Regions from separate parts of the Homo sapiens genome. Here region 2 is linked to region 1. The links are chromatin loops, found by intact Hi-C in ENCODE. Cell type or tissue: PC-3. All regions are shown on one strand.

The links. Hi-C counts contacts between places; a loop is a spot of excess contacts. Peaks named below come from ENCODE experiments on the same cell type or tissue, not always from the same donor. Only the 100,000 strongest peaks of a DNase experiment are listed, where the experiment ranks them.
Region 2: it touches region 1 in a loop (18-fold over the local background); 4 of 110 quality-filtered maps call a loop at or near these places.

What each region holds. Positions count from the first base shown.
Region 1 is chr14:79,351,475-79,359,474 of GRCh38, forward strand. All of the region lies in intron 15 of NRXN3 (neurexin 3), which reads left to right. Among named protein-coding and RNA genes, the nearest start is that of NRXN3-AS3, 280 kb to the right of the region's middle. In PC-3, CTCF peaks have their summits at 4,741 and 4,942; no DNase peak of the experiment used is centred here.
Region 2 is chr14:79,006,536-79,014,535 of GRCh38, forward strand. All of the region lies in intron 15 of NRXN3 (neurexin 3), which reads left to right. Among named protein-coding and RNA genes, the nearest start is that of NRXN3-AS1, 65 kb to the right of the region's middle. In PC-3, a CTCF peak has its summit at 4,712; DNase peaks (open chromatin) are centred at 4,786 and 5,186; H3K4me3 peaks cover 519 bases; H3K27ac peaks cover 2,129 bases.

The DNA of each region.
Region 1 (8,000 bases):
TTATTGAACCTTTTTATAAGCTGCCAATTGGAAATACACAGTCACGGTAGATATGACAATGAGCAAGTCACTTAATAACTATCAGCCTCAGTTTCCTAATCTACAAAAGGAGGCTATTAAGAGCACCTACCTCACAGTGTTAATATTATATACACAAGTAGCAAAATGTCTGGAACAGAGCAAGGGCTCACTAGCTATAGCTTTAATAACGTGATAACTGATGGTGTGATCAGTTCTATTATCATCTCCCTGCAGAAATCACAGTTTATCTAAGGTTATAGTAAAAGCACCCATCATGACTTCTTTTAATCATAAAGCATTTCATGCAGAGTGCATATTTTAACTTTGTATTCTAAAGGCATTGGTGTCTCACTAAAAGCTGGGCAGTATTTATATCAAACAGTATATCATCTATGTGTTCATTTATGCATGCAGACTTTCACCCCCCTCCAAGCTATGAGAACAATAGGCGCTTTAAAAGTCTGAAGCAAGAAGGATATTAGCTCCATGAATCTTTATTTTAAATTACATTTCTGAGTTAGAAGTGTCAAAATGGTAGAACAAGTTAAGCAAGATTGCATTCCCCAGTAGGGCTATTGATGTTGGTTGCAAATAAATTGCTGGAGCAGGTGATGATAGCAAAGTCCATGCCATCTTTTATTTAGCAAAGTATTTCTCTTGTTAACAGCTCCTTCTGCATGCTTTCCTTTCTTCTGTTTCACATCAATCATATTTGACACATTGCCCAATGTCAGGGTAAAAAAAAAATGCAGCGTCTGGCTAATCATCCAGATGTTTGGCCTCACACTGACTGAAACATCTGGTTGTGTAGCTAAATGTTATGTTCTTTCATCCAGTTATTTTGTGTTCTGTTAGACAGAACTGAAGAATAAACCCTAGGATCTTCTTCTATTAGGATAAAGCTTATAGAATCTCGAACTTGAGATTCCAGAACCAAGGCCTTACTGGTTCTCATAGTTGCACAGCTGTCAGCAGAATCCGGATCAATTGAGATAATGTGTGTGGAAGCATTATATAGTATGTGGAGGCATTATATGGATTTGAGAAGCTCATGTTAAAAGAATTCTACTCCCTTTACTTGGTTATACAATGGCCAAAGAATGTTTGTCTTCTGGAAAGAAGTTTTAAAACAGAATAAAAATTAATTGGTGTTAGAAGCCAAGATTTCAGAGCTAGACCAATAATAATAACAGCTAAGATATGTCTGATGCTAACTCTGATCCATGAACTCTTCTAAGTGCTCTGCATAGATGTAAAAACAATCCTTTGAAGTGGACCCTACTCTTTTTTTCCATTTTACAAATGAAGTAACTAAGGATGAGAGTGCAGTTAACAATTTACCCCAGTTCAGAAGCTCAAAATTTGGATTCAGACAATTTGATTTCAGAGTCTACGTATTTAACTTGTAAACTTCCTCTGAAATCAAAATGTTTATTCAGCTTCCAACACCATCACTTATTAAACTTGGTTTTGTCACCTTAAAGTGGGGATAGCATGACATACCTTAAAAGGATTGTTGTAAAGGTTAATTGAAAGGATGCATGTAAAACATTTAACAATGTTGTTTTTTGGTAAGTAGTAAGTAAAAGTAGCTATTTTTTCTCTATGTTATGCAATATTTGGAATCAAATATTTCAATACTAATTTAAATAATATATTCTAATAATCTCACTTTCTGAAAATTCATTCAATATAATTTTTTTTTCTTGGAAGAACATTCCTAGCAGGTTAAGCACTTTTGATCAACTCTTGATATAGGCTGTTCTTAAAATAATTGGAAGTCCACAAATTATATGTTTCTGGAAACTATTCTGAATATGGAAAATTATATTCCTTTTTCTTTTTAATGAACATATAATGAGTATGTATTAAGGGGAAGATATATGCTGAGCTTCCTCTTGCCTTCCTTTTCTCCCCCTTCATTTCTGTCACCCTGCCTTTCCTATCTTCACAATGGTCCTGTACAGTAAACTTTGTTTGCTTTTGCATTTGAACTTTAGGAATCAAGGTTTTTAAAGAAGCTGCATCATGTATCATAAATAAAAACGAAAAAAATGAAGTGTAATATTTTAAACTGTTTTAGAACATGAGGCTCAGTGTTCTATCCAACAGGCTATGAAATATTGCTGTTACTAATAAGTATGATGATGAAAGCCACTGATTCTTGGACAACTACTATATGCCTGACATATTGCTGGGTGCTTTGCATACATTTTCTCATTTAACGCTTAGAAGTTCTTGTGATTGACACTTGGGTATCATGAGCAACTTTGCTCACCATTTTTTCCTATGGTCCGGCGTCTTTAGTCACTTGTATTACTGTTGTTCAGAGTGACCTTTATTTGATTCATTTACCTTTCAGAATCTTCTATTACTCATGTATGAGGACCACACATTTATAATTAGGGAGTAAATTTGGTCATCAACTCGGATAAGGCAATGGGCAAATCTGACATGTTTTCAAAGACTTTTCAGTATGCTAACTTTCAGTAGGGCTGGTTTCTATAACAGCTACGACATCTTTTGTCAACACTCAGGCTGATTAAATTGCAAGATTATAATGTTTTCCGACCCTAAGTGAAAGTGACACATTCTTGTTCTTTTAGTGGCTTCATAAAAGTCAAATGTTTAATCTCAGGAGGAAATTTAAAAGATGGAAGTAAAACCTTAATGAGATGCAACATAAATAATAGAAGTCCCTTTGCGTGAAATGACTTGTGATGAGGTTTCTTCAAAGGAACAAACTATAAAATGGAGTGTTTCAGAAACCTAAAATACACTAGTAAACACTGCGTTTTAAAAATATGGTATCAATGATACTCAGCATTCAGTAAATAAAAAGAGTTAGACAACTGGTGTCTGTAAAAATGTTAATTTTCCAAAACACTATAAATGTATCACCAAAAAATAAACATTTTTTAAAAAAATTAGGTGACTATTTTCATGAATTTTTAGTCCATGAAACCTGAGGAGTTACTTGACCACAGCAAAGATTCTTTCTAATCCTTTATCCAGCCTTTTGTGCAATAGTACCTCCTGTTCCACTCACATTTCACATGCCTGTATGCATGTACATTCAGATGTGCCTGTCTTTGTCTCCCAGTGCTTGTTACACAGAAGGTATTCAAGAAATGGTAGCCATTCTCACAATATCATTCCTATTACCATTTAAAAATGTATGTGGAAAAGGGTAAAGTGCAAACCTGGGTTGTTAAAATACCGGAAGGATATCTATAATTTAACACCAGTTCATTTTTGTTTTCAAATCACTCCAAAATGCCCTCACTTATTGGTTTAGAAATAATGTAACAAAACAAATTGTGTTGTGTCTCCAAAGAACATTTTGCTAAGTGCCAGAGCTGTATATAACACTAAAGTAGATGCTGACATATGAGGATTGTGAGAGATGAATGGTGATATTTGGCTTTTGCTTCCCAAGTATAGGTCGTGTCCGAGGTATAGATAATTGTTGTTGGTTTATGATAATTCGACTTGCGGAGTTAGGTCAGTCAGCATAGATGCATATTTTTTGGATGGTTTTTTAACAATGTTGCTTAAAATTTTAAATCAGATTATTTGCCAAAGGGGGGTGACAAGATTTGGTTATTAGCAAAAAGGAAAATATTAATCTAGATTTGTTTGGTCTTAGTACTGATTATGAATAAGTCATCAATAGTTAATGATAAGGAATCAGTCTGCTGTGCCATATTGGTAGATGAAATGCTGCTACTCCTCCTATTCCTGGGCTTTTCTGTCCCCCACCCCCTTCCTTCCCTCCTTCCTCTGTCCCTCCAACTCTTCTTCACATCTCCCAACTCCCCCAATTCACTTCTTTTCCACTGCATGCCATGTTACCCTATGCCTAGTTATGATCCTAATTGTAACCCTAGTTAGAGTAGACACAAAGTAAACTCAGGAGCAGGGATTATAAAGCTCAAAATTGTTCCTCGGCTCCGCATTTTGTGTTTATTAACCTATTTTACCCTTGCAGCAACTCCAAGCAAGTCTGTAAATTTTAGCATTGAGAGTTCTCCATTTTGTGAGACCCCTCTGTCTGGTCAAAGTGGGATGACAGTTGGTCACTATAGCATTCAATAATTATCCACTATGGTTATTTTTATTCTTACAGCTTTTATTGAAAGTTTCTTTTTAACCATAGTGCCAAAGACAAAATAAACAATAAATATTAATGATTTTCTTGGCTTCTATTTATGATATTGTTATTTTACTTTTAAATTCTTTGGTATCTTCTGCCCTTTCATCTTTTCTGTTCTGTTCAGTCAAGACTTAGCTGATCCTATCTCAACCTCAAACATATCTTTTCTATTTCATCTCTTGACTAGTTAGAAACTTTCACGGCAGCTAAAATCTCCCACACAAATCTGAGTAAAGAAACCCTAGAGGTCAAAGATTGTAGTGTAAATAAAAGTATTTTCCTTTATATATGATATAATTTATATGTGTTATATAATATGAAGTCTCAATTAGAATAGGGAAAATGAAATTCAATAATTATTAGAGTATTATTTGCGAAGTGTTCTGCTAATATTTTTCCTCCTATTAATCAAAATTAGTTTTGTATTTTTTTTCCATAGCAAAGTAGTCTAACAATAGAGAAGAATGTCTTTTAAAAGACTAAATTAGGTGAAATCTATTCTTTTTGTTAAATTATCCTAATGTAAAACCAGGTGGCCTGATTAAAACTAGCCTTCTTTGCTGCCTCCTACTGTTTCAAGAAAAAGGTCGCCTTAACACTTAGTTTCTCTTGCTGTCTTTTGTTTGGAGTATGTGTGGGGGTGTGTTATTTATGCAGGCATAGCTCCTCATTATGGGAACTCCAAGAGCCTGATTGTGACTGTTTTTTAATGCCGCCTGCTGTGTTGTCCTTAAACTCTTGCTTTTCCTGGAATGCACAACTTTCTCCCAGCTCCTGGTTTAGCCATTGGTGTCATGTCTTCATGCTGCATCCTTGTGCCTCTGAAATCGTGTTCAAAAGAGTGTTTATGTTTCAAATTCATCCACAGTCTCACCACATTTAAAGATAATTGCAGAAGGTAAAACACTATTAATAGGAACAAATTTACTAGCATCTCTTTTACTATGTGTCTTATGCATAAAGCAGTTTCTGGTTGTTGGGTTATACAGTGCCTATTGTGATAGTCTATTCTACCTTCACCTCCCGCCCCACTGCCTCCCCATTTAACTAAAGCTCCTGCTGATATGTTCAATTTACTTTTTTTTCTTTTTTTTGAAATGGAGTCTGGCTCTGTTGCCCAGGCTGAAGTGCAGTGATGCGATCTTGGATCACTGCAACCTAAGCCTCCTGGGGTTCAAGTGATTCTGCTGCCTCAGCTTCTGGAGTAGCTGAGACTACAGGTGGGTGCCACCAGGCCTAGCTAATTTTTGTATTTTTAGTAGAGGCAGAGTTTCACTTTGTGGCGAGGCTGGTCTCGAACTCCTCACCTCAAGTGATCTGCCCACCTCGTCCTCCCAAAGTGCTGGGATTAGAGACGTGAGCCACTGAGCCCAGCCTGATATGTTCAATTTGATAAATGAATGTGTTGAAAGATATAAAATGTGTTAATCCCTAATTGCATGTGGCTGTGATATTTAATATGGCTGATTCTAATGGAGTTTGTAACTTATGGGGAACACTATGAATGGGATATTATAAATATTTGTATGAAGTAATACAAGAGACATTTCAACAGAAAACCATGTGATCTATGCCCTCCATCATTATTTTCTTTCTGTGTAACAAATGACCAAGTAAAAGTAGTGAATTAAAATATGAGTAAGTCTATTTTCACAGTATTCATAATTTATTATAAACTTCTTTTTTAAAAAAATAAAAAAAATTAACTTCTATTCCTTTAACAAAGCAAAGCAAACCAACATTATTATCAGCTAATGCCATTTGATTTCGGTTTGGTTTGGTCAGTCTCAGGGTGGCCAATCATTTAAGTTTTCTGGGACTGTTCCAATTTAAGCACTGAAAGTTTCACTTCCTGGGAAAACACACACTCCTTTGAGTATTTACCGTTGACTTCCAGGTGACCCACTTAAGGGCTTCTTCCAGAAGGGCAGGCAATAAGACTATCAAGACTCTTCAAAGCACTCTTCCCCAAAGCCATTAGATGAGGTCCAATTTTCTCAGCTTGATATTTCTGAGAACTGCTCTTCCTTTATTTCCAGGATTTAAGAAAAATAAAATAAACTGATATATATATACATACCTTTAGAAGGATTCAGAAAAGAAGAAATGGCCGTTTCACCCCAATATGTCACTATAGATATGAATGCCACTCATAGAATTGACACGTCATGTTTTTAACTTCTGTGCTTTAGGATTTTCCTGTTTGAATTGTTTATGTGCATGTGATTTTGGTGGAATTTCTTCCCCTTTCCTCTGTTCCTTGCTCCTTCTTTTGCTCAGTCAGCATAGGAACATAGCTCCCACACTAGGAAGGGCTGGAGGTTAGTAACATCAAGCAGTGGGCTTTCAAGTTAGTTTGCACCTTGGTTTGGAAGTGTTTGCTCAGGTCTCAGATACACAGGAGACTGTGTAATCACTCTTGTGGCATCTACTACACACAGCACGTGAGTTATTCCTAAACTGAGCACAGGCTCCTGGGTGGTGAATCCTAGTCTTTTTATCTCCTGCAGGCTAAGCCTTGGTATTTCCTTCAGATTACACCAAAACCAAAATAATGGGCAATGTTGTCCCTGAATGTTCAAATTAGGTTGAGTACACAGAGCCAAAGACTATCAAAAGAAAGTGTCCTGGCCGGGCATGGTGGCTCACGCCTGTAATCCCAGCACTTCGGGACTTTGGGAGGCAGAGGCGAGCCGATCACGCGGTCAGGAGATCAAGACTATCCTGGCTAACATGGTGAAACCCCGTCTCTACTAAAAATACAGAAACAAAATCAGCCAGGCATGGTGGCGGGCGCCTGTAGTCCCAGCTGCTCCGGAGGCTGAGGCGGGAGAATGGTGTGAACCTGGGAGGCGGAGCTTACAGTGAGCAGAGATCGCACTACTGCACTCCAGCCTGACTCTGTCTCAAAAAAAAAAAAAAAGAAAGAAAGAGAGAAAGAAAGAAAGAAAGAAAGAGAAAGAAAGAAAGAAAGAAAGAAAGAAAGAAAGAAAGAAAGAAAGAAAGAAAGAAAGAAAGTGTCCTAAAAGAAGTGGTGGTACCTGTGGGGCGTGTTTGGTGTCAGAGTGTTTCTGCTAAGGTTATTTTAATTAGCCTCCTCCCAAAGCCCTCCCCCTATTCTCCTTGAGGAACTGTTTGACCGTCACATCCTTAGAAAGGCCAAACCACTACTAACTCTCCTGACCCTCTGCCTTATCCTCATACCCTTAAAGATGTGACTTAAAAGAGAAAAAATTATGTTGTTAATTTCATCAACTAGGGCAAAGGGGAAAAATGTTCATTTCGATGCAGGAAGTTAATGGGAGATGGGAGGAAGCTACGGTTACAATTCCCATAATACATTAATGTATATTTAATATACCACCTTGATTTGTGGCCTCAAGTTAAATAACTACATATGTTTGCAGCATAATTCTTTTCATAATTGTGTAGCCTCAATGGGATAACATTTGTATTAGTTTCCATAATCGAAAATGTCAAATGCCTGTTTCCACCTTCCAAGTATTTTGGTTTTAGGTAGCAAAGACAATTCTTTCAATGCGTATCTGTTCTCATTAAGTTCTGATTGCTTTATAAAGAAATAAAGTCTTTTCCCATTGTTCTGCTCTGTGGAAGTCACCTTCAGAGTAAGGGTGGGGGTGACTGTCCTTGCCAATTTTTAAGTAACTGCCTTGCAAGGGTGATTCCCTACAGAGTTATTTTCTGCATAGTTTCCCTCTGGGTACAGAATGTGGGAAAGTAGATGCAACGCATTTTAGAGTAGTCATTTGCTCTAATAATTAGCATTATAGTACAGTGTATGGGCTGGCTTCCTGTTGAGGTC
Region 2 (8,000 bases), 340 kb before region 1:
TTATAAGATTTGATTATTATTCCTTTATAGCCTTAGCTTTTTTTTTGTTTTTACAATTAAAGATGTTTTTAAGTTAAAATAATCCACTTATATTAGAGCCTCTTTTTCTATTATCCAGACAGCACATATTATTCTATCCATTAAAAAATGTGACCATTAAAAATGGCTAGAATAGCTTAATAATATAATATCATATTTATTCTATGATTTCCAGTGGAATGAACTGTTATGGTCTCCCTGATTGATTATAATTTTAATAAACTTGGTTGTGTGTGGCTAGGAACAAGTTCATTCCAAGTTCATTTTTTCCCTGATGTAGATAAAATTCCATCAGCTAAGTTCTGCTACTGTGCCCCATCTCCAGACTTCTAGCTAAATGAAGTACTACAGGGCTCTGATTCTTGCTCAAACTCACTACTGCTAAACTGAAATGCTTGAGGTATTCAAAACTGTTATTTTCTGCGTCAATTTGATATATGTGCAGCATTTCTTTTTTAAAAGGACATGTTCTGAATGTTTAGAGTGTGTAGATAACCACTCCCACCCCCCAACACACTCACGTAACAGAAGAAACTTTGGATACTTTTATTGTGTAAACTTACAGAATTTGTGTCAAAGAAGTTCATGTGGCAAAGACATCAGGTGTATCAAATATTTTGGTGGTTTTGTTTAAATTCAGAGTGAGAATTAACCAAGCATCTACAATACGTACACCTGCTCTGTATTCTAACCCTTTTGTTCATGGCATGCACATTAAAACACGTAGCTCCACTTCGCTGCATTGTTGATTGCAGTTGATGATGAGGGTTGTCGTTTCTGTCAACTTTTAGTATTGAAGAGAAGCCTCATGTGTAGTGATGTTAGGGACAGTTCAGCCATGTTACATACCTAGAATTGTCTCTGAAAAAAAAAAGTCATGAACTTTTTTTTTTTAAAGGCAATAGAAAGCAATCAACCAACCAAACAAACAAACAAAAAAAAACAAAAAGTCTGGGCGTGGTGGCTCACACCTGCAATTCCAGCACTTTGGGAGGCCAAGGCAGGCAGATCACACGGTCAGGAGATCGAGACCATCCTGGCTAACACGGTGAAACCCCGTCTCTACTAAAAAATAAAGAAAATTAGCCAGGTGTGGTGGTGGGCATCTATAGTCCCAGCTACTTGGGAGGCTGAGGCAGAAGAATGGCGTGAACCCGGGAGGCAGAGCTTGCAGTGAGCCGAGATCATGCCACTGCTCTCCAGCCTGGATGACAGAGCTAGACTCCATCTCAAAAAAAAAAAAAAAAAAAAAAAGCAGAAAAATGTGTTGATTACAGAGTTAAGGGGGAGAAACTTATAAATCATGGTTATTTACCACCCCTGAGAAGGTAGGTACAAGGTTGACTACTACTTACCTCTTAATCCTATGATTTTCTGGTTCTGTGGCTTAGAAGGTTTAAGCTCTGTCAAGTGGCTCAAGCAGGACAGCCCAAGGTGACTCCAATTCTCTGTGACTTTGTTTTCCCATGTGGGAAGTAAACCCTACCGCTGTGTTGTAAACTGTTTAGATATCCACATAAGAAGGGGTTATTCGGTATTTTGGGGGGGCTTAAGATAAAAGCTATCTCCATTTGAGAAATTAGAAAACCATTTCTACAAATCAACTCTGTTAAACCTTGTCGCCCCAAATCAATTTAGGACAAAAAGCAGCAGCACATTACTTTTTTAAAAGCCCAATTCAATTTTAAAGTTTTGAAAAATTTCAAGCAAACATAAAGGACAGAAAATGTTAAACATCCTTGTACTCACCACTCTTAACAAGCGTCAACATTTTGCCACATTTGCTGAATACTATAACTTACTTTTTTGCTTTTTAAAGTTTTTATTATTGAACACAGACAAGTACTATATGTTAATATGTGCAATGTACAAGAATAATGAAATAGTCATATGTCTACTACCCAACTTAAGAGTTATAGATTTATTTTTTAAAGAAAAAGTATAATTACTTTGAGCTTGCCAGCGTAAGTTTCCTCCTACTCTCTCCCTGCAAAAAAAATAGTTGTGTACAAAATAAAATTCCTGGGGTTGACATTCAGATGACCCCAATGAATCTGATTTTTTTTCTTTTCTTTTTTTCTCTTTGCTTTTTTTTTTTTTTTTTGACAGAGTTTCGCTCTTTTGCCTAGGCAGGAGTGAAGTGATGTAATCTCAGCTTCCTGCAACCTCCACCCCTTGGGTTAAACTGATTCTCCTGCCTCAGCCTCCCGAGTAGCTGGGATTATAGGCGCCCACCACCACACCTGGCTAATTTTTGTATTTTTAGTAGAGATGGGGTTTCACCATCTTGGCCAGGCTGGTCTTGAACTCCTGACCTCATGATCCACCCGCCTTGGCCTCCCAAAGTGCTAGGATTAAAGACGTGAGCCACCACGCCTGGCCTGAATTTTTTTTCTGTTGCTCTTCAAGTTAGATGGTTTAAGTAATGATGTTTGCCGGGAAGAGATTTGAGGACCTAACCGTGAGATAGTCCTGCCCTGTTCAGGTCTCCCGTGTTTCCTCATTAGACCTTCCAGCTTATTACTGGAAAAGCATTCTTTTCTCCATGTTTTAAACACCTATTGAGTATGAATGTTTTAAGTGCTTATTAAATACTGGTTCATAACTCTTTGTAAGAGTTAGGGGAGAATCATCAATATCTGGAACAACACCATTCTTCATGATATTGGTTTTGAGAGCCACGTGGGCAGAGAAATAAATTCTAGAAAAAAAGAAATGGTAATCTGACATGCAGACTTGGATTATAAATATGGTCAAAGGTGTACTTAAAAACAAGATATTTTGCTTCTTGGTTAGCTTTACTGAGAATCCAGGGATCAAGTAAAATCATTGCCATTGGTACTGACGGTTGAGAGTCAGTGCGATGCTAAACCACAGGAACTCCTTACTTCTATGCATGATTAAATCCAGTTGTCAGGTTTGGGCAGAAGAGAGCCCTCCTTTTCCTCAAGTCTATAGGGAGGTGCTGTGGGGGAGTTTTCTCATTTTCCAGAATATACAGAGCAAGGATCATCCATCATAATCAGACAGGGGTATTTCATATCATCCATTTCCAGTGAGAACTGTGGTAAAATTCTGTCCTTTTTCCCATTTTTGGCTGCTGTGATTGAAACCCGTCTTATAAACAGAAAAGGGTAGTTTGAGTTATTTTAAAAAATAAGAATCCTTCAGTCTCTGTTGCCCATTTTCTCCTCTATGAATAATTTCTGCAGACAGGTGACCAGTTCAACCATCTCTCTCGGTTACAAATGCCTGTGGTTGGTCCACTTCCTTCAGCCTTGGAGTAAAATAAAGGCTTCTTTTGCAAGATCACGAAATAATTCAGCAAATACTGTGGGACTATAAGGTATTCCTGTGTTGTCACCTTTTCTTTTGAAGAATATAGAGAATATGCTTTTCTTCCTCTAATTCAAATACATAGATTCCTTATGCTTGTATAATGAAAGAATAAGGGCTCTGATACATACATATCATTGAACAACTATTATCAGTATTAGGCAATTTAGAAAACAAAAAATAAGACTTCAGAATTTATATCAGCTCCTTCAATACTTCATTTAGCTGGATCCATTTAAATATTTCATTTTTTAGCCTATGTTGTAGTAGATTGCTTGATTGGTCCAAGGTAGTCTCTAAATCCAATTAGAGAAAATGAAATTCAGGAAGCACATCACTGTAGATTTTGGTACAGTGACTTGAGTATATAATTGCCATCTCTTTCTATGTTAGCTCAGGGGTGGGTTTTGTGCCATAAACCAACCATCCAACCACCAGTCTACCCACCTACCCACCCAACTAACCATCATTTGGGCTATATCTATCTGCATATCATACATAATATCCTTGCAGGAATTAATCCAGCATCCATATGAGTGTAACTCATACCTAGGCTGATAACAAAATCTGAAAGGTTTTTCACTGAAATATATCAGGTGACTAAAGAATTTCACAACCCAAAAGAGGAGGGTATATCGATCCTAGTGGAATTCTATTTCATGGATTTTGTTCTGCCTTTATTGACACAGTTAGACATTAAAGAGAATAAGTATAATAACAAAATTTATAAGAAATGCTTATGGAATATTTTCTAATTTTAGCTACAATGATGGGTTGTTTATATTCTGTGGTTTGATTTTTATATCAATCTTTATGCAGCTATTATCATTACCCAAACAAGTAGATATTATTGCCCCTTTAATAACAGTGAAGGAAACTGGAATGTAAGAATTGAGGTAACTGGCCCACACACCACAAAGCGAGGAAGTAGGAAGCTGGAATTCACATCCAGGTTTGTCTGTTAGAAGCCCATCCCCTTGACCTTTCTGCCATATTATCTTTCCTTATGCTGTGGCACAAAAAAAGAATTGTGACCATACCATCTTCCCAGAGAGGGATTAGACAAAGTCCAGAGAACGTCTAGATGGTCAGGAACTCTAGTCATGGCGATGCTAGTTACTATAAGAGGATACTTGGCAAACAGCATTGCACCCAGATGGTGCGCAACCCACACGTCTCTATTTACGTAGAGGTCTCAAGTGTTTGTATTAACAGGTTTGGAGGATAATAAAAGGAGTTGTTGTTTGTTCTTTCTTTGTACGTCTGAAATTAATTTTTAGCATAAATTTAAAAGGGGAGTTTGTAAATTCACTAGACACTGAGAGACTGGAGATCCAAGCAAACATTTGTCTGTTGAGTTTAAAAAGATCTGGTGTAAAAGTGATTGTTTTCTATTTTGCCCACTAGGTGGCGCTTTGGTCTCACAGGTTCCTTTTAATGGGCTGGATTTCCCCGCCCCCCCACCTCCCCCCAACCCACCTCCCCCCAACCCCACCCCATACCTAGATGTTGGTCCAGGAAAAAAAAAAAAAAAAAACAATTCAAGACTGATTAAGAGGACTATGTCAGTTGAGTTTGTTCAGTTTGGGTTTTCTCTATCATTATCCATGTTGATAACAAAGATAATTAAACTTATTTGAAAATTTTGGACACTCCTTTTTCAACCTTCTTGCAATAAACTGTATTCACTTATTTTGGAAAAAAGCATCAATAAATGGAACTAGTGAGTTATCTTCTCAGCATGTCTCCACAGGCTACACTTACAACAGTCTTTCCTCCTACAGAGCGGGGCAAGTCATAGGAAGTGACTAAAACCATGTCATTTGGGTGTTCATATTAAGCACACTGGCTATGAGATCGCCCCGGAATGTATACACAGCCCAACATGTCATTTTCTTAACACCTTAACATCAGTGTGGACAAAAACAATAAGGAACAATGTTTTAAACATGTTTACATCAAAGAGGACTGGGGTCATAAGGAAGCAGTTCGATGGGAGAATAAATAACATTATTCCAAATTCAATAAAACTGATCAGTCATTCTACAAATGTACACTGATTTGACTCATTCCATTACCATGCAAGAATTTTATTTGTTGACTGTTGTGAAGACATTCCTGTCATCAAGAAGGAATTTTCTAAAATTATAACCTGAGATAGTAGTAAGTGATAGAAAAATTCACTAAATGGCTTTTCCATGAAATAATATTTATTTATACCTACTTCTGAATACCTACTATGTGCTGAGCAGGTGCAGGGTGATGTGAAACATATATTAAATCCCTTAAGGAGCCTACAGACAAAGATTAAGAGATGGCTGAAAGATAGTGTATCCAAGGTCACGTTGGCACAGATTACTGAAGTGAGTGGGGTGGCCTGGAAGAACATTAAGTGGACATTTAAGATGGAACAGCTAATAAGACAAAGGTAAAATGAGTCTAGAAGAATGACTAGACTGAGAAGAGAGGAAAGGAAAGAGGCAGAAATAGTAGAATGTAGAAAAGCTTTAGGCCCATGGTGATTATGGAGAATTGCAGAAGTCCAGTAATCTAGAGCATAATAATGCATATGTGGAAAGAGTGGGAAATTGGGGCCATAGGTAGAAGCCAGAATCAGGGACTTTGAGTACTAAATTGAGCATGATCTATTTTCTAGAAGGTATAGGAGAGACTTTGAAGAAGGCTGTCACTTGCTCCCCACGTAACCCTCTAAGAAGGCATGCCATTCACTTCCACTTTCCAGAAGACACAGGTGTGTTTCCCCAGAAGACCATCTGGATCCAGAATCTGTGCAGACTGACCATCTATCATGGTCTTTCCTTGTGGGAATTTTAAGTCTTGACTTTCCTTCTGGAGCTTTCCATGCGACCGAGGAAGTGATTATACAATAGCAGATGAGATCCTTGGTATAATTAAGGATTGCTTGTCACTTTCAACATTTCCCCCCATCAAACCGTGGACAGAGAGGCCTTGGAAGGGTTTAGTTCTGCTACCATACTCATTTAACCCTGCTAAGCATATTTTCTTCAGCATTTTGCAAGCAGAAATTTATAGTAATGTTTTTTGACACTAACTCTGAGTCCTGCATTCTCTGCCTGACTTGCTGTATTTGAAGGTGGTAGCGAAACACATGGTGTATGTGTATGTATGAAGTAGGAGGCATGGTGGTACAGATTTAGCTATGGGACTTTTCAGCTTTGCCTGTATGAAATTCATTTACTAAGTATATGTAAGTGAAATTCCAGCAATTCAGAAAGGGTTCTGGAATTGCTTAAAGCCCATCACTGCTTGTGAATTCTTCCCACATTAAAATGTTATCTTACAGAAGGTCAAAATGTCTTTCCTGCATGAATATAATAATGACTTACACCTTAGACTGTAACCATTGTGAATTTATTCTATGTGTATCTATCTCTGGTTTTCTTTGTTGGAGTGGCAAGATTTAAAGCAGGCCAATTTTATGCCTCATTCTATGTGCACCAAAACTACTTACATGATATTGGTTTTCAGTGCCTGCTACAACAAAAACAATATCCCAGTAACAGCCCACTTTACTTTCTGTGGGTAGACAATGCCCTCACAGGGGTTATTAACTTCTCCCAGAGAAGCTTTTGTCTTTGCAATCCTGAATGCATTTCTCTTCATATTAGATTTTACCAGTCACCTTGTTGATTATGAAATGCTAAGTCAGGGTCTTTATTAGACTGACTTTGCTTTCCCTTTAATAATTCAGGTAATTATTATATTTACAGAATTTGCCTATTTTTTGAAATCAACACTTTGTTAATCACCAGACCCATGACAATCTATAAGTAGCCACTTTACGTGGCTTATAGATCTAAAGTGAATGTTGGTTTTCACACATTCATTCATAACTATTATTTTTACTGATATATTAGGCAAAATATAAGATTCATTTATGAGTTTGTTCATCAGCTAGTTATAAAATTCCTGTTGCATGGTAAGTGCTGTCTGTATTGGGCAACAGAGATAAAATGGGAAACAAAACAAAAATCTTCCCTACTGTCATGGGGTTTACAACACCTGGACTTCTCAAAGGACACTGAATCAAAGGTTCTTCTCTAAGACTTTGTATGAAGTCTTAGTCAGAATCAAAGATGGTTGGCACCATCATTCACTAAAGTGGCCTGAGAAGTAAAAAACCTCTGTATGGCAAGGAGCAGTGGGACCTCTCTTTTTTTAAACTTTTATTTTAGGTTCAGGGGTACATGTGCAGGTTTCTTACTTAGGTAAATTGCGTGTCACAGGGATTTGGCATACAGATTATTTTGTTAGCCAGATAATAAACATAGTACCCAATAGCTTTTCAATCCTCACCCTCCTCCCAACCTCCACCCTCAAGAAAGCCATAGTTCCTGTCATTCCCTTCTTTGTATCTCTATGTACTCAATGCTTAGCTCCCATTTTTTAAGTGAGAACATGCAGTATTGGGTTTTCTTTTCTTGTGTTAGTTCACTTAGCATAATAGCCTCTAACTCCATTCATGTTGCTGCAGACATGATCTCATTCTTTTTATGGCTGCGTAGTATTCCATGGCATATATGTATCACATTTTCTTTATCCAGTCTACTATTGATGGGCATTTAGGTTGATTCCATGTCTTT